Regions from separate parts of the Mus musculus genome. Here all the other regions are linked to region 2. A link is a loop called in an ENCODE intact Hi-C map of the cell type or tissue named here. Cell type or tissue: heart. All regions are shown on one strand.

Region 1 (8,000 bases), 85 kb before region 2:
GTAGTAAAAACTGGCTACATGGACTATTTGTAAAGTATGGTTGTGGCTGTATGGCAAAAACATTTAACTTAATGCATCAATTCTGCTTTAGCCAACTTTATTGGGCTTATAAACTAAATATGTATCAAGCTGACATTCTGTTCCAGGTGCTGAGTTAAAAACCACAGATAAAATACATGACTGAGTTTAAGAGCTAATGGAAAAAGAGCTATAGTGTTCAGAAGTGAGATGAGAAACAGGAGGAGAAAAGAAGTAAGGAGCCCAGAGTGTCTTAGCTACGAGAGAGAGCATCTGACCCAAGTGCTTTAAGGTAGTTTTTACTGAATTAACTTTCCAGTGTACCTTGGAATAAGAAAGTGCTATTTGCTGAAATACAGCATCATCTGGTGACTTGCTGTACGTGGCAACTCCTTGCTCATTATCATCATAAGGGTAGTTAACCACCAGGGAACCTGCAAGGAAAACAGGAAAAGGCACTGTTTCAAAATGGATCAGCTATGCAAAACCAGGCTTTCACAATACAGTCAGAACTGGAAGGTTTGTGATAGGCTCTAGAGCCACCTGGGAGATTATGTTAACTGTGACAGGAGGCAGCACCTAGCTGCACTCTCTTGCAGAAGTCCCACTTCCCACTAGGCTCTCCCACAGCAAGCATAGTGAGGCTTGCTTCTGCGGCTTGCCTCTGCAGTTTCCCTCGGAAGCTCTGCTTCCCCCTACCCCTGCCCCTCTCCCACCTTGAAGCAAAGGTGGGGGTTCTTTCCACCTTCCTGGCTGTTTCGAGAGGACTCAAGGAGCCACGGGTGCCAGCCTGAGTGAGACAAATGAGAAAACTCCTCAGCTTCAGTGGCACCTAGGCTAGCACCCTCCCAGACAACCAGGTGCGGCTGTGCCTATCCTTCACGAAAGGAGATTAGGGTCCCACGCTTAAATCTTAGAAAAGAGGTAATCAGAGGTCACAGACAGTTTTGGCTGACCATAAAACTAGTTCCTGATAGCCCCACAAAAGACAATCTTTAATCCCCCTCTGATCCTCGCGATTCCACCCTATCAAATGGTATCGTGTCTGAGTTATAACTTACCTCACTTACCTCATCAACCTAAGCATTCAAAGAATTTCTAACTATGCTGTATATAAGAGCTAAACACTCGAGCTTGGGGGCCCACTCCGGACCTACGCTGTGGGGAGGTTTGCGATCTGAGTAATAAAAATAAAAGACTCTTACGAAAATTGCAACAAACTTTGAAGTTCTTGAGCTCTCCTGGGTTTTCCCACAGAATTGGGGCATAGCACACCATTCCCTAGGCCCCACTGCCAGGAAGCTACCCGAGCTCAATCACTTACCATTCTCTGCTTCCTAGAACTGTGGGCCGAGATAAACCCCTTCTCCCCTAGGTAGTGTTTGTCAAGGTGTTTTATCACAGCAACAGAAAAGGTAAGATGGAAGAAAGCGCCATGAAATTTATTAAGCAAGGCCAATTACGTGTTCTCTAAAACAGGTTAAGCAACTAAGGGCAGAGCCAGCCTGGTCTGCACAGAAAAATCCTAAAAATGTCTTATGGTCTAAGGAAGTACCAACAGTGAAGTGACTCAAAGTGAAGAAAGGGATGCTTTCAAGTGTGAAAAGGCCATCACTCACCGCATGCTTTGCATGAGAGAAAAAAAGCAATGGTGGGTATCAGGGAGAAGCTTTGAGTTATGTTTGTTAAAGAACCACATCTTTTATATCTGTCTGTCTGCTTATTATGCTTTCTACTGCATAGTGTGGAAGTCAGAAGGCCATTTGCTGGAGCACATTTCTGCCTTCCACTATGTGGGTTCAGAGGATGGAACTTGGCATGTGTCCTTATCTGCTGGGCCATCTCTCCAGCCTGGTACTTTCACTCTTATTCACTTGAATCTGTTTTGAGACAGGGTCTCATGTATCCTAGGCTGCCTTGAACTACTATGTAGCTGAGGATGACCTTGAACTCCTGACCCTCCTACTTCTCTTTCCTGAGTGCTGAGATTATAAGCATATGCCACCATGCCAGGTTTATAGGGTACATGCTGGTCATGGACTCCAGGGCTTCATGCATGTTAGGCAGGTATCCTACTGGCTCAAATATGTTCCTATGATGTTTCTTAATATTGACCTCTCATTTTGTTCAAATGACTCATTCCTGATAAGTCATCCTGACATATATATTTCCAAATCCTCAATAAGAATGAAGTCATTATGCTGCAGTTAAATAACTCTGTGTGTGTGTGTGTGTGTGTGTGTGTGTGTGTGTGTGTGTTCAGGCAGGAGAGCACAAATAGAAGATAAGAGAATATGTTTGATCTTTATGATAACAAAGTGTACAGTACCTAGTTAACACTATAACAAATAAAGATGAAACACTTGAAGAACTATTACAGAAAGAGTGATATGAAAAAGAGAAAAGCAAGAAAAGGGAAGGCAGGAAGTGGGAAGAAGAGGGAGAGATGGTTTAGTGGAAGAAAAGTACTTGTGGGTAAATCCACAAATCTCAATTAGATCCTGAAATCCAGTGGGAAGAGAGAGCTGACTTCTGAAAGGTGTCTTCTGACCTCTACACACATGTCATGGCATGTACACACACACACACACACACACACACACACACACACACACACACACACACTGTATATGCATAATAATAAATAACATTAAAATTTAAAAGGAAGGAAAAAGGGAAGAAGGAGAAAGGGCACGGGAGAAGGCAGAGGCAGGAGGAAGATCCCTAAAGACCCCTGCAAGGCAGGGCCAGTGTGGTCTGCACAGTGAGCTCTAGGCCTGCCCGGGTACCTGGTGAGGACATGTCTAAAGGAACAACAACTGAAAAGAAAAAAAGAAAAAAAAAGGAACGAAAGAAAGAATGAGTGGGGAAGGGAGGGGAGAGCCAGGAAATCGGCCTAAAGGGAAGAGAAGGTTTAACTGTTCTCTGTCACAGAGGCGGTGATAGAGGACTCACTTGAAGGAAGCCTAGGACTTCATACAAGCAGACACAATTTCAGCAGGATTTTCAAATGCTCTCAACAAGATGAACTCAGTGGCACAGGAGCTGCCGTACATACCCCCGTGCAGATTGGCTGACAGCACAAACGGGTAGGCCTTCACCCAGCTCATCACAGCGATAGTTTCTGGTTGGGTAGGTTCTGTGATTGGAACAAACTGGTCTGGGAAATTCCGGTTTAGGTCAAAGTTGTTGCTGTTGTTTCTGCCAACTACACTGATCGAATCTCCTGCAGGATAAAAGATTAAGGTTTAAGGTAGCTTTTTACTATGTTTTAATATAACACAGACAATGTCAGCCACCTTAACATGCAAGCACCTCAGGCTCACTGCTACCAATCCCAATGAGTGAATTACAGCTCCCCCAACCCCTTTTTTGGGTACATTGTGTATTGTAAAAAAAAAAAAAAAAAAAAGTAACCTCTCTTACAGATCTTTAAAGCAAAGTGGTAAAATCATCTCTCTCTAGTGTCTGCCCTCTATGTATCCTTTGAGAGAAAAAAAATTAATTATATAAATGATACTAAGGCATTGTTCAAATGTTATAATACACACATGATGGCATAAGCAACCCTTAAGTTGGTGGGCTTCATCATGAGAAAACAGACCAACAAAAAGAAAACTGTGCTGTGCTGACATTAAAATTATTACAAAAAGGTAAAGTCAGTAGAGAACACGGTTGGGCATTTAACCCAATAGAGGAAAAAAGTTCAACTCAAGCTTAACTGTGTAGACTCTTACATGAGTGAGAGCGAAATTACTGTCATACTAGAGAGAAGAATGGCAAGTGAGGGGAGGGCCCACTGGAGGGCTCCCTCGTGGTACTTGGCTCCCCCTTTCAGAAGGGTTAGAGGTGGCAGGAGGGATCTGCGATGCTGGCAACAGTGAGGAGCAAGAGCCTGAACACAGTAAGGATCAACCTGAGCTGTGTGAATGGGAGCCCCAGGGTCAGCTCAGTGTGAGCTGCCCCATCCTGTGTGGATGTTCACACTGTGAAGTCTGTTCCACTCACAGGGATCACTGCAGAGGGATCACTGCTAGGAGCAGCTGAGGGAGAGTAAACAGATTGCTTGGACGTATTTCAAGTTGGCTACAGTTAACTGCAGAGACAGGAATAGCTCTGCAAAGCTGTCCTTTTATAAAAAGAAAGCTTTTCTGCCTGATACCCTACTTTGTGCCTTGGAAAGGCATACCTGAAATAGAGACTGGGGATCTGACACCTGGTACAGAGATGACCATAGACAGTTGTCAGCTGACAGACTTTATCTGCATGACAGAACGACCTGTGCTGGCAGTGAACACTCTCCCTCAACCTCCCATATCCCATAACCACCTCTCTCCAGCCAGACCTAACCCCCAAGCTTAGGTGTATATATATATTTCAACTAGTTCTCCTCTGAGACTTACACCTGTATGATTCTCATGTTTCTGAATATAAATAACTTAATTTTCCCTGTTAATCTACCCATTATCAGTTTATTATAGATGAAAGTTATCAAACCTTTATAGGGAAAAATATTTAAAAATTCCCTATGGAATCATGGGCTGGGAAAAGGTGGATTCTTACTCTCTAGGGTTCTGTAGAAGGTGACCTGTGTAAACCCGTCCTCCCAGCCCTTTCAGCATTGCCTCAGGAGAGATGGGCTTGCCTAGGGGAGGCAGGAAAAAGAAAAAGCAGTAACTTAGCATGGATGGAATATGGATGAGTACAGAAGCCACTGGCTTCAAATATTATCTGTTTTGACTTTCCAGTGATAAATAAGGTTACACATATAATAGTTTAATAAAAACTACTGTTAAAATGAAACAGTTTATGAAAAAATCTTCCATTATTTTTAATAAATTGGTTAGTCTTACTTGTCAACTTGATTGGATAGAGACACCACAAGATTAGTAAAGCACTCTATGGGGGTATACCTTTAAGGTATTTTACATCTAGAATAGTATGATGGAAAAACATTGATCATTTTTTTAAAAACAGATTTACTTATTTTTAAGTGCATTGTTGTCTTGCCTGCAATTATGTCTGTATGAGGGTATCAGATCCCCTGGAACTGGAGTTACAGACAATTGTGAGGAAGAGGGAAAGAAAGACTGGTCCTGAACATGTGTACTACCCTCTAATAGGCTTGGGACCCAGACAGAACAAAACTACATGGAGGAGGCGGCCAGCTAGTGCCTGCCAGCTCCATTCTTCCAGAGCAAGTGCAACCACTGCTACTGTCACCAATCAGGCTCCAGCATCTTCAAGACTTTCCCTGGGGACTGGTATCAGTGACTTCGGGTAGCTGCCAGGGCTCAGCCTTGGACAGCACCGCTGAATCCTTGTTTCCAGGCTTCCTGTTTCTTGTTCTGAACAGCTACCATGTTCTTTGCACGTATAGACGGTCCACTATAGGGCTTCATTATTGAACTACCTCGCTTCTAAGCACATACATCAATCTGATTGATGAACCCCTTTTTATGGTTTTACATACATACACTCTCTATCAGTTCTGTACCTCTAGAGAACACCGAAGAAGACAAATAACCACTACAGAAACGCAAAATCAAACAAGGAACACACATCTTAATGAAAGGCTGGAGAGATGGCTCAGTTGGTAAAGTGCTATGCAAGCATAAAGTTCAAACAGTAAACAGCTAGGCACTGTAATGTGCATCTGCAACTCCAGGGCTAGGGGGCAGAGTTGGGCAGATTCCTGGAGTTCACTGACCGGCAAGTCAGCTGAATCAAACTCTGGGTTCTCAAAAATAAGGTGGAGAGCACCTGAATAAGAACTCAACATCAACCTCTGCCTTCTACACATGTACATGTGTACATATAGTACACACACACACACACACACACACTATATACATACATACATATATACACATACATACATATATATATGTGCTTCATCATGTATTGAAAAGTCTGCCCTATTTTCTAAGTACATAAAAGCTAAAACATTAATAAATCAGCAGAATAAAAAAGTTCAATATCATCTCTCTTCCAAATGACGACATTATACAACAACCAACATATTAGGCTGTCTCTTCTTTACCTTCCTGGGACTTTTCATATCCATCAGGATTCATGGATGGCATAAGGTGAATTCTTGTGCTGCGAACCAAATCTGTTACTTCAGGGTCTGTTCCAAAATTCTTGCAGAGGTATTCAATGAGATTCAATAGCAGCTCTCTTCCAACCACTTCATTTCCATGCATATTTCCAATATACTTAAATTCTGGTTCACCTGAAACAAAATAATTACACAGATGACTTTTTCCTTTTCAGGTAAAACGGACTCTGCTTTTCCCCCTAATTAATATATATATATGTTCCAAACCAAAATATTAAGTAAACATGTACTTCCCAACATAAAAAAACTTCATAAACAAAGGATCTTTTAATCAGTACACATGTCTGAGCAGGCTCAAAGAAAATATGTCTGCATATCTTATAGATACACAGACAGACTGGTAATACTCATATATGTATATCCACATGCCAAACTGAACTCAGCTAAATGAATTCAATCTCTGAACATACTAAATACCATGGAAATGTGGATTACCAAATTGATTTTTCTCTTCTGGAAACAGACTAGAAACAGAGCCCCATGTTCTTTTTTGACTAGGTATTTTTAATGGAAGTTACACAGCATACAGATGACATTTCTGGACAAAGCACAGGGATACACACTAGCTTTGAGAGGCACTACTGAGATCACGTGAAGCCATGCAGTTACCTGGTTCATGGACACCTGGGTTATCAGATATCTCCATCACATACAGTTCTCTTGACTCTACGGATTTCCCCAGAGAATAAAGACGGGTGATATTAGGATATTCATTGGCAAATCTTCTCAAGAAGATTTCCATGTCGGGAAAATGGTGGTGGTGAAAGTCTTTAGGCTGAATTGGCTGATGGGAGGATGGTGTTCCAGGAGGGATATTAGGAACAGCAACTGTGCCAGGAGTTGTTACAGCCTCAGTTGAACCAGGCATTACTGACATCACAGTTGGCCGAAGGGAGAAATCCATCTCTGTAGCTGGCCCTTCTTTCACCATTATATTATTAATGGTCAATGGCATATACCTTAAAAATTGGAAAGGGAGGTGGCTTGAAATTAAGACTCATGATGCTTTAACATTATAGAAACACTATGACCTTTTCTCATACTCCTGCAGTTAGTGATCTGTCAAAACCCAAAATGTAAGCTAAGACAACTGTATAAATTTAGCCATCTTAGAATGTTACTTCACAGAAAATCTTGGATTAAGTCTTTAAAGAGTTATTTCTTTCACAAACTTCCTGTGTATCTCACACTAGAGTTTTGCCAAAAATGTTACTGTGATATTCAAAGGGGCAGGCAAGCTAACTGCTGCTGTGATGTTCAAGGCATGTGTTACCCATCTTTGCCTCACCTTATCAGATTAGCATCCCTCTTCCCTCCCATTACAAAGCTCAGAATGAAAGGTTATCAATAAAATCCTCATTACATGAGTGTGCAGAAAGGTTTGCACCGATGAAACCCACTGCTTTAATGTACTGGAAAGCTGGGAAGACAGGTCGTCCAACTCCATCTATGGAGCCCTAGGCTGCTTCTACCTGATTCAACTAGCTGAGGCAATGCTTCCAACGGCGGAACCTTTTGTAAAGCTTTTATAATCTTTCTTCCTCCTAGTGTTCCAAGTATGCCTCACACTGTTAGACTACAGGACAAAACACTTCAGTGATAGTACTTTCTCATAAAAACAGAAGCCCCATTCAGTGAGAAGCACTTAGACAATCCTACATCTAAAGAGAGGCTTGGCACTGTAATTAAGGATCTAGCTTAAACTTTTACCCAGTTGAAAGCGCCGTAAGATTGTAAGTTCCAGGAACAAGTAATCTGTGGAAATCACCAAATCTTCCCGTTGTGATGTTATGATTAATACCAGCCACTGAAATGGTTGCGTTCTCTAACCCAGAGCCTGTTACGGAATCTTTAACAAATC
Region 2 (8,000 bases):
AAATCTGAGCTTTTTAAAGTTACATTTAAAAACGCTTGTGTGTGTGTGTGTGTGTGTGTGTGTGTGTAATATGTGTTGTGTGGGAAAATAGGGGTCAGAGCAGTTGGTTCTTAACTTCTACCATGTAGATTCCGGGGACCAAACTCAGGTCATCAGACGTGGTGGCAGGTACCTTTACTATCTTCTTAACTCTTTAAAACAAACAAACAAACAAACAAACAAACAAACAAAGCCTTCTACATGCTAGGCCAATGCTCTATGCTAAGCTATGTATCCAGGCCTTGGGCTGAGGGCATATACATTTTCCAGATGCCTCTGAGCTCTGCTTAATGCAGTGCTGAAAACTGAACCCAGAACGCCATGCATGAGGAAATGCTCTACCACTGAATTGCAGCCCCAACCCTAACACTTGACCATAATTTAATAAACTAGCAAGGGTCCCGTCTATCACCTTCCATCTGCTCTTTCTTGAGAGGTGCCAGCCCACGAATGTCTCTAGTCCACACTCCATTCCCACTGGCCATTGTTGTAAAATGTCTCCTCTAATTATGCAGAGGAACTCTGGCCCAGAAGTGATCCCTGTGGGATGTTCAGTGTAGAGTGGAAGGGCGTGGACTCTTGAGTCAGGCGGATTGGCTCAGAAATCAAAAATCTTAATCTTAAGACTCCAGAGATATCATCTGTAGTTGTGGTAGAAGAAACAAAGGCATAAACGGCATCGCAGAGAACTAATAAACCTTGGCAGAACCTTGAAGCAGTTGGAGACCTAAGATGGAAATGTGGTCTCACGAAGCTGAAGGCCAATGAGTAAGTCAAAAAGCGATTAGGCCTGGAAGCGAAGCTTAGAGCACTGGGTTCAAACCTCAGCACAGATGGGAGGGGAGAGTGTGGTTTCAACAGATATTAACCATGTGCTAACCACTGTTCTAGACATAAGTATACCACGGAAACCAAATGAAGTGACTGTACTCATTATTGCAGTAATCCACCTTGAAGATAGTGACCTATAGAGTGAAGTTAAGAATCTTACACAGAGATGCTTTGGCGGACAGGTTTAGAAGAAGGGAGCTGCAGACAGAAGCATGTCAGGGTTTTTTTCTTATAAGTCTTGTTGTGCAACTTGACTTAAAGTTTTAAAATTTTAAATCAACTATTTTTGAGCTGTATGGTGGGATTTTGTTTTGTTTTGTTTTGTTTTTTTAGTTTACTGAGACAGGGTGTCACTACGTCACTCAGACTGGCTTTGAACATAAGATCCTCTTGTCTAAACCTCCAATTACAGTGGGGATTACAGAGGTGTACCCTTATAGCCAGCACTGTTCCCCTATCCTCCTGGTGTGTGTGTGTGTGTGTGTGTGTGTGTGTGTGTGTGTGTGTGTGTGATGACTTATTTGCATATGCTAGTCAAATATTGTACCACTGAATACCTCTAGTACCTCAAATTATGTATTATGGCAGTACTCGGCAGGAAGTGGGCATGTGGGTGGCCATTTCCTCCTGCCTATTTTCCCATGTTTTATCTTGAAGCTAATGGTCTTCATGCTGAGATAGCCATCATTGGGGCTGGCCTGAGCAGACCAGGTGACTTCTCTTTGCCTGCTCCTGATACAAAGATGCTCAGGTAAAACTCCTCAGTGCCCTAGAGGGACAGGATGTGGGGACTCCGCAAGAACTTTGAGCTCTTTGGAAGAACACTAGTCAGGACATGGGGTGGAGCTTGGTAGATGATGTGCCAATCAGGGCTGAGGCCAATGCAGCCGTCTCTACCATTGCAAAGGAGCCTAGACAGCAAATTATGACCCAGTTTCCATTTGAATGATACTGTGTTAGTCAGTGGTGGTCTCTATATTAACTCACTTGTGCAAAGACAGGGTAATTCGCTATCCTGACTGGATTATTGCCACAGAAGGTTTTGCACGTAGGGCACGTAGTCCCTAGGTCAAGGGCACCCTCCAAAAATGATACAAGGGCAATTACAGATTATAAAGGAAAGAAATTGGATAACTATCTGGGATCTGGATGTAATAAGGAGGGAAGTACTTAAAATGTCTGCGTAACAGAACAAGGAAGCTTGCTGACTGTAATGGGGAGCACATGCAGATGCTCTCTGTGTGCCCATGCATAGACAAATACGGAGACTGCTGGCAGTTTGGGTGCTAGGTGTGCTAGAGGTGGCACAACAATCTGGTAAATGTCTGACAGTTCTGGAGAGGAGGGCCTGGATTTGTGGTGGTTTCCAGTTTCGATTATATAAATACTTTCACCTTGGCCAATTTTAAGTCCCTGATTAAAATCACTGGATGTGGAGTTGGGAGAGAAGCAGGCAGTTCTGAGCAGTGTCTTTCAGCTGCTGGGACCAGTCGGGTTCCACCACTGTGGTTCATTTAAAAACCAGAGAGCCCCTTGGTTCCTCATGTCATCTGCCCCTAGCCTTGTGCATATTGCTTGAACTTTGATCCCTGAACCCATCACGGCTCCCAAACAGAACTGTCCATCTTGTTATGGAATGGTACCAAGAGCCATGGCTGCCTTGCCAGATATCCTAGGTCTCTCCAGAGGCGGACAAAGTGTTGAAGGCCCAAGGACAAAGGAAGTAAAGACAGAAAAGGTGAGACAGGTGTTTATTGAAGCTGTAGCAGAGAGCACCCTGTTAGGGGTGGAGTCTCCAAAGCTGGCAGACCATTTAGTGGACTCTGGGCCTCTGGACCCTCTTTTGAACCCGCTCTTTTTTCTTTCACTTCCTCCTTGGCTCAGGGAGACACTGGAGTCAAGTGAGGCAGCCTCCAGCTGTTATGTGGGAATGTTATCTCTTCCTCTCTCCCCATAGTGCCCTATTCCCCACAAACTCCTCACAGAACCAGGTCCATTTGCCCATTGCACTGTATACCAAATTCGAAAATGACTAGTTTTGCAAAAGGAAATTATTGGCAAGGCAGCCAAGCTCTTGAACTCAGATCTCAAATCCCGTGGGATGGGATTTGGGGCATTTTGTGACCTCAGGTGTTGGGAAAGGTAAATGGAGGTTAACCAAGGACTGATAGATACCGGAACTACAAGCAGGTCGCTTCCTGGTTTATCATTTATCCCTTTGCAAAGTTCACAGCTTAGGGAGTCTATAACTTTCCTTCTGGAGGTTTTCCCCCCTCCTTCTTTCAAAATCGACACAATGGTTGGCAAGACTATTGTTTATTCAGGAAACAGCTAACAGGATGGGGCAGGCCTGTCTGTAAAGATTCAGGCAAACTGCTGCCAGCCACAGGAACCTTCAGGCCAGCAGGAGGAGGACTCCCTCACCTCTGATGGCCCCATAATTCATCAGCCCTTGGCAGTGAAGTAGCTGCTGGGGTCTTTGGCCCTTGAATGAACCCTCGACCCCCACAGGAAGCCCCTCCCTTGTTAGTCTTGGGGCGGGTACTTCCCTTTGGAACCCCTGGCCTCCTTTTCCTCTCCCTTTCAAACCTCTGTACTGGAGCCAGTGGGGGCTAAAGCCAGGACCCGTGGGGCTTGATGCTTCTAATGGAGAGGCCCCTTTAAGGAAAAGAGTACCAGATTCCAAACATTTAGTGATTAATGGCGAGGGCCTTTAAAGAGGTCTGTGCAAATGATAGTACCTGAAGCTGAGGCTCCATTAGCTTGCGCCAGTCAGTTCTGAGGCCGGACCACTGAGAAGGAAAGTAGACTTTGCAGGTGAGGCAGTTGGTGGACCGTCTTGTTTGGGGGTGCCACCACCACTTCCTCTCCCTTTTTGGATGAGGAAGTCTTAGAATTCTCTTTCCATTTCAGTCATCCACACGGATAATAGAAGGCATTGTCCTAAGGGACTCATGTCATCCTGCATTGCTCTCTCTGTATCCCAGCCTCTTCCCCCTCAAGTCCCCATCTTTCCTTCCCCATCTCCTTCCCACTTATCCCTTCCCCGCTGGATCAGAGTAGGCCAGTCCTGTCAGTAACTGGCCTGTGAGGATGGATCTCAACCCTAGCTCCAGAACATTGTGGGTGCGAAGTGACCCCTAGTGGTCACTCACAAAGGTCACCTACTTTGGTTCTTAACCTTGTCTTCAAATGCAGGAAGAGTATGGAGACTGGAGCAGGTTTGGAGTTTGAAGCTAGTCTGAGTTACATAGCGAGATCCTGTGTCAACGATAAGATAAAGGGACCAGGGAGATGCATGGGTGGGTGAAGGGCTTGATACACAACTGTGAGGGCCTAAGTCTAGATTCCAGTGCCCAGGTCAAAACCAGATGTGTCAGAGTGCACCCAAGGGATGTGTGGGGTGAGGAGAAAGGTATATCTGGGGGCTCGTTGACCAGCTAATCTAGCCAAAATTGTGAGCTCTAGATTCATTAAGAAATGCTGACTCAAAAAACAGGGCAAAGCTTGGTGTAGTGATACACGCATTTCATCCCAGTCCTGGGGAGTCAGACACAGATGGGTCTTTATGAGTTAGAGGTCAGCCTGGTCTATACAGTGAGTTCTAGGCCAGCCATGGCTACATAGGGAGACCTTATCTTAAAAACGAAACAAAGTAACAGGTGAAGTGTAACAGAGAAAGATACCAGATATTGACACATAGTCTCAACACATGCACGTACATGTGTATGCATACAAGCATATATCACAGACACACACATACACACAGAGGGGAAAAAGATAAAATCAGAATGGCACCGTTACTACTATGCTATGAACTGGAGGGAGGAGATTTGGTCAGGGCACAGATATCTTGGGAACATGTATAGTTGGGTTTCTGGGTTACCAGTATTTTTGTTTTCTGGTCTGGTTTTGCTGTTTTTTTGTTTTTATATTGGAGATAAAACCTAGACTTTATGCATGCTAGGGGAGCAATCGATCCACCAGGGAGCCACGCCCTTTCTTAGTTTTGTCCTCTTTAACTCAAGGCCCATTAAACCTACCATCCTTGCCTGTGAAATGGCAACTACCATGGATACCTTTTAAGTGGAAGCAAGGAAGGAATGGGTCAGCAAGAGACAGGTACCCAGTAAAAGCCAGTTCTCAGCCACACTTCAGATTCAAAATTCATAGAGGGAAAGAGGAAGAAAGTGATGGGATGGATGGGAGGAACTGATTTTGGTTTTGGTATAGTAAACTGGAGGGTAAGATGATGTCTAAGTCTGTTCATCTCAGGTTGAGAGGCCATCTCCGTAGGAAAATGTACATACCACACCACACACACACACACACACACACGCACACATGTTGTTGTTAGTTATTTAATAACTATTAGTTCTTAGTGTGACCCATCGAGCCCCCCAATAACTCAGGCAGAGTCTTATCAACTTATTTAATCAGCTTTAGCAGAGTTACTGAGTGGTGATTACCCCTAAGCGATTTTTCTATGCTAAGCTGGCTGTTTTCCAGCTGTCCTCAGGGTGTGCGTCTCTCAGCCATGTGATCCTGGTCCATCCCATCTCCATCCTGGACCTCCCACTCTCTCCATCTTCTCTCCCTCTCCCTCTCCCCCTCCTACTCCCCCTCCCCCTTCCTCTTCCCTTCCCCCTCCTGGTCACTACCTGAGATCCCCAGCCTGGAACTGAAGCCCCATCTACCTCTATTCTCCCCATTAAGTAGCTATCAGTTGCTTTTGTAATTTTTTTTAATTAAAACAAATCTTTTTAACTTTTTATGTTTGTTTATTTGTTTTTTGAGATGGGGGTTTCTCTGTGTAGCCCTGGCTGTCCTGGAACTCACTCTGTAGACCAGGCTGGCTTCGAACTCAGAAATCTGCCTGCCTCTGCCTCCCAAGTGCTGGGATTAAAGGCATTGGGCCACCACTGCCCAGCCTTAAAATTTATTTTTAATGATGGTTCTTAAACGTTTTAACCTCTCTTTTAGCCCATCACCCACCAGAGATAGTGGAAAAGACAGGATGGGGGGTGTTAGTGGACTTGTTTAGAGATGGTTCTTTGAAGCAACTCCCATCTATGCTGTCAGGATATTGGCAGTGTTGTTCATGGGTCAATAGCAGCAGCTTGATTCATTCACAAACACTTTATGGGCTATACCAGCAGTCTAGTTCAGTCGAGTTGGGATTGTAAACACAAATCAGCAGCGGTGGCATTCCTAGTAGAGACAGCCGGCCGGGCCTCAGCCTGGAAACAAGTTAATAGGAGGGACCAGCAGGAATGCCAAGATAAGTTCCCAGCTGTGCCTCTCTCATCGAAGTGAAGATCAGTGAAGATCATCAAGTGTTGTACAGCTAGCTCTATTAAGCAAGCCAAGCTCAGCCTCAGCTCAGAGTCTTGCTTCAGCTGACATCACACCGCCAATCAGCCAGAGTCCTTGGAAGCGACAAGGCACACCACCCAAAGTTTTTTGGTGCATTTCTCTCTATGAAGTCCTGACAAATGGAGCTCAAATACAGGACCAATACATATCTGTCGTTAGCGAAGAATCTTTTCGCGTGCTTGCTTTAGCAGAACATCCTTTCACTTGTGACTGCTTCAACAAAATGTTTCTTCACGAGTCCCTGCCTTAGCCTTTCACCTGTGTCCACTTCAGGAAAACACTCCTTCACGCGTTTACCCCAGCAAAGCACTATCCAACACAACTGACTCTCCAAAGAACCCTTAAGTTTCTACCTCACACTTTTATTTAACCAGTCAGAGAATAAAAATGAGCAAAGTTTACACAACATCATCTTTGTGTATGTGAGAATGTGTTTGTCTGGACTGCAACCAGATCTTGGGGGCCAGTGTTAAGTATCTGAATACATAGCAGTACCAGACCGACCTGAACACACATACACACAGAGAGGGAGAGACTCTCTGTCTGTCTGTCTGTCTGTCTGTCTTTCTGTCTCTCTCTCTCTCTCTCTCTCACACACACACATACACACACACACACTCACAGCATACAGATTTGGCAGCTTTCCCAATGCTCTGGGCTATTTTATAGTAGTTCAGGAAGTCACATTAAGAGCCTAGCTACATTTGCATTTTGGAGAAACAATGTTTTGTTTTTTGTTTTTTTTTTAAGTGTTGGTGTATTTATAGCCAAGTGTTACTTTCTCATGACCTACCACATTAATCATAGTACTGGACATATCTGCGTTTACAAAGTATTATTTACCTAAAGTTTATATCCAGTGTGTGGGGGTGTTCTATATTTTCACTTGCTAATTCTGGAAACCTGAGACAGGGATTTGGGGGTGGGGCTTAAAGATTTATTTACTTTTATTTTATGTGTATGAGTGTTTTGCCTTCATGTATGTATGTGTACCATGTACATGCCTGGTGCTCACAGAGGCCAAAAGAGGGCAATGGATTCATTAGAACTGAAATTACAGACAATTATAAGCCACCATGTGGGCGCTGTGTACTGAATGCCCATCTTCTGAAAGAGTAACGAATGCTCTTAAAAGCTGAACATCCCTCTAGCCTCACGTCTCTGTTTCATGCTTTCGTTGTTGTTTGTTATTGGTCCTAGGGCATGAATCAAGCATATTCTCTAATAGCACTGAGCTACAGCTCTGTGGCAATTCAAGTCTTGATTCCAGGGCTAAAGTTTTTGGTGATGAGCAATCTAATAACAGGGAATGGGAAGTTGCTTAAGCTAGAAATTCTGGAGGCCACGTGACTTTTTTTAAACAGGGGATTAAGCCAGGGCCTCCAGGGAGGCAAACACTCTCCTATTGACTTGCATCTTACTTTCATTTTCAGACAGGGCTTTGCTAACTTGCCTAAGCATTCAAGGCTGGCCTTGAACTCACTGTGCCACCCAGACTGGCCTCAAACTTCCAATTCACCTGCCTCAGTCTCGAATAGCTGGAATCTTAGGTGTACATCACATCTGTGAATCACCTAAAGCAGTTTAGAGGGCACTGGTGGATTCTGGGAGGAAGAATTGACCCTGTGGGGGCCTGCAGTGGTCCAAAAGCTGCTCTGAGATCACTAGGGTGTGACAGCCGGAGTCCTCCCTTTTCTTTCATTCTATAACCTCCAGTTGTATTCTCAGTGACTTGTTTGGGCAGCCCTCCTAGT
Region 3 (8,000 bases), 51 kb after region 2:
CCTGATTGGCACAGCCCTGGGCCAGGGTATGTGCCTCAGCAAACAGAGCTTACACTGGTCTGCAACCCCATGTGACCTGAATACCTTGTGCAACTATATGCTGAGGCCCAGGTTACTGGCTGACCTCAGTCCTCATCTTTTTGGTTCAAGTCTGCTGTGACCTTCCATGGTCACAGCCTGGTGTGTCTTACCTATTTCTAGACTTTTCATATGTCTCCTGGACTTCTTGTCTTTCCTTTCCTGTAGGAACCCCCAGAGTTGTCATGGTTCAAATAGAGTTCCCCAAATATGCTGAGTTTTCCGTGGTCCCTCCCTTGGTTCAGTGTTTCTTAAACTTTTCCCACACACAACCCCTAGTCACTTAAGTACTTTTTATGTGCCCCTAAGGGATTGCTAATAAACCACAAACTTATTTTAATGCAATTCTTTGGCATGCATATAAGGCCAAGGTGAATTTCATACTAATGAGATGGAGGAGCCTATTTATCTTTACAGAAGAATTAAATCTTGCCTGAATACTCGATATTGCAGGGCACAAAGCATCCTCAGCGTTTCTTAGAGTTGATCAATAGTTTGGTTTTATTCTCTCTAACTCTGAGAGTAATGCTTTGCATAAGTGTAGAAAATGAAAAACGGCAGAAGTTGGCCAGTGAGCTGGCTTAGCAGATGAGGGCATTTGTGCAGAGGGTCTGCATGTGCACACACATGCACACATATGACAAATGGGAAAAGCACATTTAGGGTCATTTTAGAAATTGCTGTGGGCTGGAGAGGTGGCTCAGTGGTTAAGAACACTGACTGCTCTTCCAGGGAACCCGGGTTCAATTCCCAGCAACTACATGGCAGTTCCCAGCTCTCTGTAACTCCAAGATCTTAACCCCTCACACAGCACAGACATACGTGAAGGCAAAACACCAATGCACATTAAAGAAAAATAAATATAATTTAAAAATGCTGAAATGTTTAAATAAACAAACAAGTCAATATTGAAATATTTAAAAAAAGAAAAGAAATTGCTCTAGAGCCAGGCATGGTAACGCGTACCTTTCCTCCCAGGCAGAGGTAGGAAGATCTCATGAAAACAGTCAGAAAGTGTCGGGAATTCTCTCTTAATCCCAAGCTGAAGGTCATCTAATGATCTTTTTATATGAAGCACAAGTCAGCAGCTCAAACAGCAATCTTTAAAATCAAACATTTTCACACAATAAAAATCTAACCATGTACTAATTTGACACTTCCATGAAGAAAATGATGATGGGACATATTTAAAATGTTTTTTTAACTACGCCTCTATATTTTTATAAGAGAAGAGCATCTTGCATATACAATAAAACACTGCAATTCGTAGTAGACAATGTAGATGATATATTGCTGAGGTGTCTCAGACATTGCTCGTTGGTGTTGCTTGGTGTGACAGTATACACAGGCCAGTGTTCATATCCTGCACTCACATACCAGGCTGCAGTGATGCCTGATGAGGCAACACAGGCTCAGTGTTGCCAGACATATGTCAGATTCACCGAGTGCTGAATTGTGAATGAAGTTTAGTCATCACATGTTCAGAAACCTTTTACAATTGCCAACTTAATAAAACTTTAGTTGTTGCTTTTTTTTTTTTTTTTTTTTTTTTTTGGTTTTTCGAGACAGAGTGTCTCTGTGTAGCCCTGGCTGTCCTGGAACTCACTCTATAGACCAGGTGGCCTCGAACTCAGAAATCTGCCTGCCTCTGCCTCCCGAGTGCTGGGATTAAAGGCGTGCGCCACCACGCCCAGCTAGTTGTTGCTTTTTTATTATGTGTACAGGTGTTTTACTTGTATGCATGTTTTTGTACCACATCAGAGAGTCCATGGAGGCCAGAAAGCATCAGGCCCCTGGAGATGGAACAGATGATTGTGAGCCACCATGTGGTTGCTGGGAATTGAACCCAGGTTCTCTGGAAGAGCAGCCAGTGCTCTTAACTGATGAGCCATCTCTTTAGCCCTGTTGCAAATTTTCATAACCCAAATCCCACCACCAGTTTCATGATCCCCTATGGGGTTAAAGCCAATGTATTTAAAAGCTGGGTCTTGGTCAGTGATGTTACCTTTTCTAGTTCAACAGAGAGCTTTGAGGTTAGCCATGCTTCTTCACGCTCCACAATTAAGGCTGTTGTTATCTTCCAAGTGTTCTACTATAACAGCATTCTGACTAATTCCCCTGTCTCCAGAATCTCTCCCCTCCCCGTAGCCACCAGATCTTTCTTTGCACAGATCTGAGAATATGGCTCCTTTGTTTAAACCTATTTTTGACTTCTAATTAAGCATAGAATAAAGTCCAGATGCTCAGGTGTGGCATATAAAAGCCTTTATATCCCAGCCCAAACCCACCTTCCTGGTCCTGCGCCTTGCCTCTGATCTCATCCCAGTTCTTGCTTTGAACCACATCAAATTGTGGCGCAGGGAGGCTTACAGCTGATCTTGTCATGCGCTCCCACGCCTCCTGCCTTTGCTGTTACCTTGAGTGCCCTCTCTCTCACTCTTTGTCTCGTAAAATTCCATTCACTCTTCAAAGTTATCACCACCTGTCCCCCTTTTCTTTTTGTGGGGCTGGGGGCTAAATCCAGGGTCCTTGTGCACGCTAAGCAAGTGTTCTACTCTTGAGCCCAGCCTTATCACCTCTGTTTTTCTAGCGTCTGGCTCTCACTGCTAGCTACTACTTATATAGCACTACTGTGAGATAGCATAGGTTCTGTTGCATGTCTTTCCCACGTTAATTGTTTTGAATGTGTATGTCTCTGTGTATAGGTGTGCACATGGGATGAGTGCCCATGGTAGCCAGAAGGAAGTGTTGGCTGGACCCATTGGAACTGGACTTACAGTTTTCTGACTTGAGTGTTGGGACCCGAACTTGGGTCCCCTGGAAGATCATCAGCAAGTGCTTTTATCTGCTGGGCTATCTCCCAGTCCCACATCATGAGTCTCTTGATGACAAGATTAAAGTTTTTAATTTTTTTTATATCAGCAGAAACTTGCTGAGGACCTGTTACACCACAAATGTTGAATACAATTTTATTCTTTGGGCTGAGTCCAATTGGGCAGGAAGTTTGAACATCATTTTTATTGTTTATTTATTTGTTTGTTTATTTATTTATTTATTTGGTGAAAGGGCCCATGATTTCTTTCAGCATGAGTTGTAGCTTGTTTCTTTTTTCTTCAGAAAATGGAAAAAATAAAAAAAAAAGCCCCACAGGATAGGGTAGTTGATGGGCTCCCTTGGAGATGGTTGCTATGTCGAATTGCAGGTCTTTAGCTAAGTCTCTCAGGGACACAGAGACTGAATTCTCAAGTGACAGATGGCTGTCTGCATGTGGCACTTTCCAGACATCAGAATTCCTCTGAACCATGGGTGATTTTCAATTTAAGACTTAGGTTTTAGGCTCCATGGAAAATCTGAATAGTAAGGCTACAGTGTGCATTTGTACTTATTTTATTATGCAGTGGACTCTCCCGCCCCGTCTTGAAAAACTGATTAATTATCTCGAAGACTCTGTGTGTGTGTGTGTGTGTGTGTGTGTGTGTGTGTGATTTACAGGTTTTGTAGATATTAGCAAAAAAAAAAAAAAAAAAAAAAGCATAAAATTGACGTAATCATTCTCCTTAGCCCAAGCTGGGCTCAATAGGAACCACTCATGAGCCTTGCGAAGCCCAGAATGTGTAGATGAAATGAGCAGATGTGTATTTGTAGAACCGTGGTAGTAGCTTATGGGTGGGTGGGAAAGAGATTGGTTCCAAAATCCTTTCAAATACAAGAACTTTGTTCTCACTAGACTCTAAGCAACAAGTTGCAATTGAAAAAGATGAACAGATTGGTCAGCTAAGTGCCTACAGGAAAAGCCTTTGGGTGGATTTCTTGAGATCTGCCGTCCCATGGCTAATTTTGGGTCCCTTACTTCCTTTTCACTTCACAAAACCTCCTCTGGCTTCTCAAAGGAGTTCTAAGCGTCAGTTTCCCCAATGCTAGACAGTGAGGGATCTGGGTTCATCAGCACGGAACCCTCAGCCTCCTTCCTCTAGGAGCTTGGGATCCCGGGAGGGCGCCCTTGAAGCCAGGAAGAGGGATCACAGATGGCGGAGGGCGCAGCCGAGGCGAAGAGTGAGCAATGCTGGCAGTGGGGGCTGCAATCGTGGGTGGCTTCGCCCTGCCGCTCCCGGGCCGAGGTGCGGGCCCCAGAGTCTGAAAGGCCGCCCCTGTCGGCCCTCCCCCGGGCGGGGCTAGCCCCGATGGCGCTGACTCAGCAACGCGAGGGGGGAGTTTTGTCCCTCCGCGGACCCCGTTTCTCTCGGCCACCATTGAGCGGGTTTCCTTCTTCCGGCGCTTAGGGTGCGAGAACCAGGTCCGGCCAGCTAGGCAGCGGACTGTAGTGTAACCCCAGAGCTCACCTGAAAACCCTGAAAACTAACGTTTCCTCCACGAAGCAGTTTGGGCGCCATGAACAACGCAGGTGAGGCACCGCTGGTACCACGAGTGTTTTCCCGGGTCCTCTCCCGGGCTCGGCGGACCCGTGAGGCCCGGCGGCGTGAAAGGCCGTGGGATGGGATGGGGGTGGGTGGGGAGGGGGGGACGGACCTAGGCGAGGGCCGGGATGTAGCCCTCCGGGAGGGTGGGAGAGCACCAGGAGAGAGACGACATCACGCGGGGAGGATGCCGGGAGAGGGCTTTCTGGTACAGCACTCTGCAGGATGCTCTTGCGAAGTTAAATCTAGGATCTACGGTGACCCTATCCTAAAGCTGTCCCCGTCAGCCTCTTTGGGAGGGGATATAATTATAATGGCGTTTGATCTTCCCACAGGACTAAATTCGGAGAAGGTATCTGCTTTGATCCAGAAACTAAATTCTGACCCTCAGTTCGTACTTGCCCAGAATGTCGGGACCACCCACGATCTGCTGGACATATGTCTGAGGAGGGCCACGGTCCAGGGTGCTCAGCATGTGTTTCAACACGTTGTGCCTCAGGAAGGCAAGCCAGTCACCAACCAGAAGAGCTCTGGTGAGGTCTACGACTTCTTGCCTACTTTATTGACAGCAGCACATTTTGTTGTCCTAAAAATGGCCCTGGGATAACAGAGCTTTGTAGCATTGACAGAACTTGTAGTAAGCCAGAGAATAGGCACTAGAAAAGGGCAGGCCCAAGAACATCACCTGTGTGGTGGCTTCAGTGTTCTGTGGCCTATTAGCATTTAGTTTGTTTCCTAACGTGACAGATGGTGGTCTTTGAATGCATATCATCATGTTTTGATATTATGTGATGTTGGATGTGTGCGGTTTGTTCTCGTGCAGTTTTAATCTTAACAGTTCATCTAGAAGTAGCAGAAGAGAGAAACAGCTTATCAAGTTGCAGACAGATAAACCTAAAGCAAAAGATGAGCTATGTACTAACAGATTTGGCCTGTGCCAAATAATTAATAATTAATGGAAAAATATCCATACCATAGGAGATGTCCCAGAATTGCCCTAAAGTCCAAATGTATAAAATAGAAAAAAACATAAAGTGATTACAACAGATTGTAACCGGCTATTTTTAAATATGCTCTGTGGTTGCAGCTGGAGTTGCTATTCTCATAGTTCCTGTCAGTAGTTACTTTGTAGTATTTTGAGTTCTCATTCCTTGCTGGCTGAGAATTGTTGTTTTGCTGTCTGCTGTCCAGTTACAACTGTTGAAAATACATCTACACTGAGAGATTGGTTATCTAGGAATCCAAACAGGAGAAATAGTCTCAAAAAAATTGAACCAAAGGGACCTTGCATTTTTTTTCCCCTTATTTGGAAACTACTCCAAGTCTATGTGTATTGACAGAAAATATGTTATTGCTACTTAAGGCAATTCAAAGCTCAAAGGATACATTTAACATGGGTATTATTTTGCTGTGAGTCAATTATACCATAGAAAATTTGATTTTTAAATTTTAAAGGAAAAAAATTATGACCTTGCAATAATCTTATTATGTAGCAGAAAGTTCTTACTTAGCACTCACAGGCCTTCATTCAGAAGGACTTGGGATGTGTGGTCTGTCAGATGATCTAGTTAATATGTCACAATAATCTTAACATGGCCTGATCGCAGTCTCTTAGGGTAAGCTTGGAAATGTTAATCTGGAATCGGGCAGGTGGTCTTATGTGATAGATCATGTTACTCCAAATACTAGTAGAACATGAGCATAGTACATGGGTGATGTAATATACTTCTGTGAAATATTCATCTAAATAGCTCACCAAGAAGTAGCAGAAATAGGAATGGTGTGCAGGAGAGAGGCAGTGTACAGATAAGCCTAAAACAAAAATTACTCTATTAAAAAACACAATTTAATTTTTTTCTTTGTTACAAAATCACTTTTGTTCAGTGTAGAAAATCTGTAGCCTACCAGGAGGGAGGTGTTTTTTTCTGTTTATCCATCAAGTCTTTATCCTCTGTATGAGTGCTCTTCATATAAGAGCAAACTAAGAATTTTTATGTGTGCCTTTTATAAACCTTCTCATTTGACCATGTGTTGTAGACATGGTTTCATGTCTGTGAAAATATTATATCCAAGTATGTCAAAATTTTCCCTTTAAATTTTCCTCCAGGAGAGTGCTACCCTTAATCCAAGGCCTCACAGAGGCTCTCAGCGTTTTCTAGCCTCTCCTGCAGTGCAGCTATGCTTTGTTAAAGGCGGCACTCTGGAGTTACCCTAGTCTTCACTAGTGTGGAATGCTTACAGGGGTTAGATTCCTCTGTTTTGAAAGTCAAAATACTTGAATGTCCTAAAGACATGACCTCACTTAGTGGTGGGTGTCATTGGAAGTAGACCTTTAAAAACTCAAGTGGATATAGAAAGCGGTAAATTGCAGAAGCTCTGACTATGCATTTACAGGGGCAAATGAAAAGATGATTATGTTCTTAATGCTTGTCATAAAATCTTCAGGGACGCCATCATGTATGCGGTTAGAACTTTGTTGTATCAGGAACATACTAAATGGAGGAATGGTGGTGTGTTGTGGTTGAACATTAGGATCTAAGGATAGCAGAGATTCTGGTGGCCAGGGGCATATGAAGGGTGTAGAGCTGTGAAACTGAGTGGGAAGGTAGAGAAACAGCCCTTCTGTGGCATAGCCTCCTCCTGCCTCCACTTCCCAGTGTTGGGATCACAGGCATGTACTGCCCTGTCTAGCTTATGCAGTGCTGAGGATGAATCCAGGGTTTATTGCATGCTAGGTAAGCATTCTGCCAACTGAGCAGCATCTCCATCCTGGAACAGTGGTACTTCTCAGCATGACTTTGTTGTCCTTACCATGATTTTTAAGAAGAAAGTACTTGGTTGTTTGCTTTGTTTTGTTTTTAAAATTTATGTCTCAATTTTTAAATTATCATATTTTAACTCTTTGGCTGAAGTGATCCTCCTGTTTCCTTCCTTCCAAACTTATCATTTGTCTTTAAATGTTTATATAACCCAGTTAGTTAAATACCTCCTTTAAAATGCAACAACTCATTATTGAGAAAATAGCTTATGCTAAGCTTAGCACTCACTGTAGGATGAGTGCTATTCCAATTTAAGGTTTTTGTTCATTCCAAATTAAGTTTTTTTTAAAAAAAGACTTATTTATTTTATGTATATGAGTACACTGTAGCTGTACTCACACACACCAGAAGAGGGCATCAAATCCCATTACAGATGGTTGTGAGTCACCATGTGGTTGCTGGGAATTGAACTCAGGACCTCTGGAAGAGCAGTCAGTGCTTTTAACCACTGAGCCATCTCTCCAGCCCCAAACTAAGGTTTTGTTCTCATATCAAGCTCAGGTGACTGTATCTCCTTAGCTCTCTGTCCAGGAGCAGGATGCTTATTTTTCCAAGTTCTCACCAGTTTCAGCACTGTCAAGAAGAAAACTTTTCCCCACCTTACTAATAATGTCTTATGAAGAACTTAAAAAAAAAAAAAAACAAAGTGTCTTTACCCTCTGTGTCCTTTTGGACATCATGTACTCTA

What was found. Peaks named below come from ENCODE experiments on the same cell type or tissue, not always from the same donor. Only the 100,000 strongest peaks of a DNase experiment are listed, where the experiment ranks them.
Region 1: it touches region 2 in a loop (3-fold over the local background); 15 of 42 quality-filtered maps call a loop at or near these places.
Region 3: a loop joins it to region 2, with 2.2 times the contacts of the local background. A loop is called at or near these places in 9 of 42 quality-filtered maps.

Annotation. Positions count from the first base shown.
Region 1 is chr11:76,805,634-76,813,633 of GRCm38, forward strand. It overlaps Cpd (carboxypeptidase D), which reads right to left. Exons shown (of 21, transcript NM_007754.2): 4 at 7,850-8,000; 5 at 6,749-7,098; 6 at 6,062-6,253; 7 at 3,077-3,244; 8 at 343-452. Among named protein-coding and RNA genes, the nearest start is that of Cpd, 37 kb to the right of the region's middle. In heart, a CTCF peak has its summit at 5,690; a DNase peak (open chromatin) is centred at 4,018.
Region 2 is chr11:76,890,458-76,898,457 of GRCm38, forward strand. It overlaps a transcript of Tmigd1 not described here. Among named protein-coding and RNA genes, the nearest start is that of Tmigd1, 7.7 kb to the right of the region's middle. In heart, CTCF peaks have their summits at 3,255 (motif pointing right) and 4,017 (motif pointing left); DNase peaks (open chromatin) are centred at 3,294 and 3,954; H3K27ac peaks cover 1,678 bases.
Region 3 is chr11:76,941,414-76,949,413 of GRCm38, forward strand. It overlaps Blmh (bleomycin hydrolase), which reads left to right and starts at 4,243. Exons shown (of 12, transcript NM_178645.4): 1 at 4,243-4,480; 2 at 4,829-5,026. The coding sequence starts at 4,468. In heart, no CTCF peak of the experiment used is centred here; a DNase peak (open chromatin) is centred at 4,268; H3K4me3 peaks cover 1,989 bases; H3K27ac peaks cover 1,433 bases.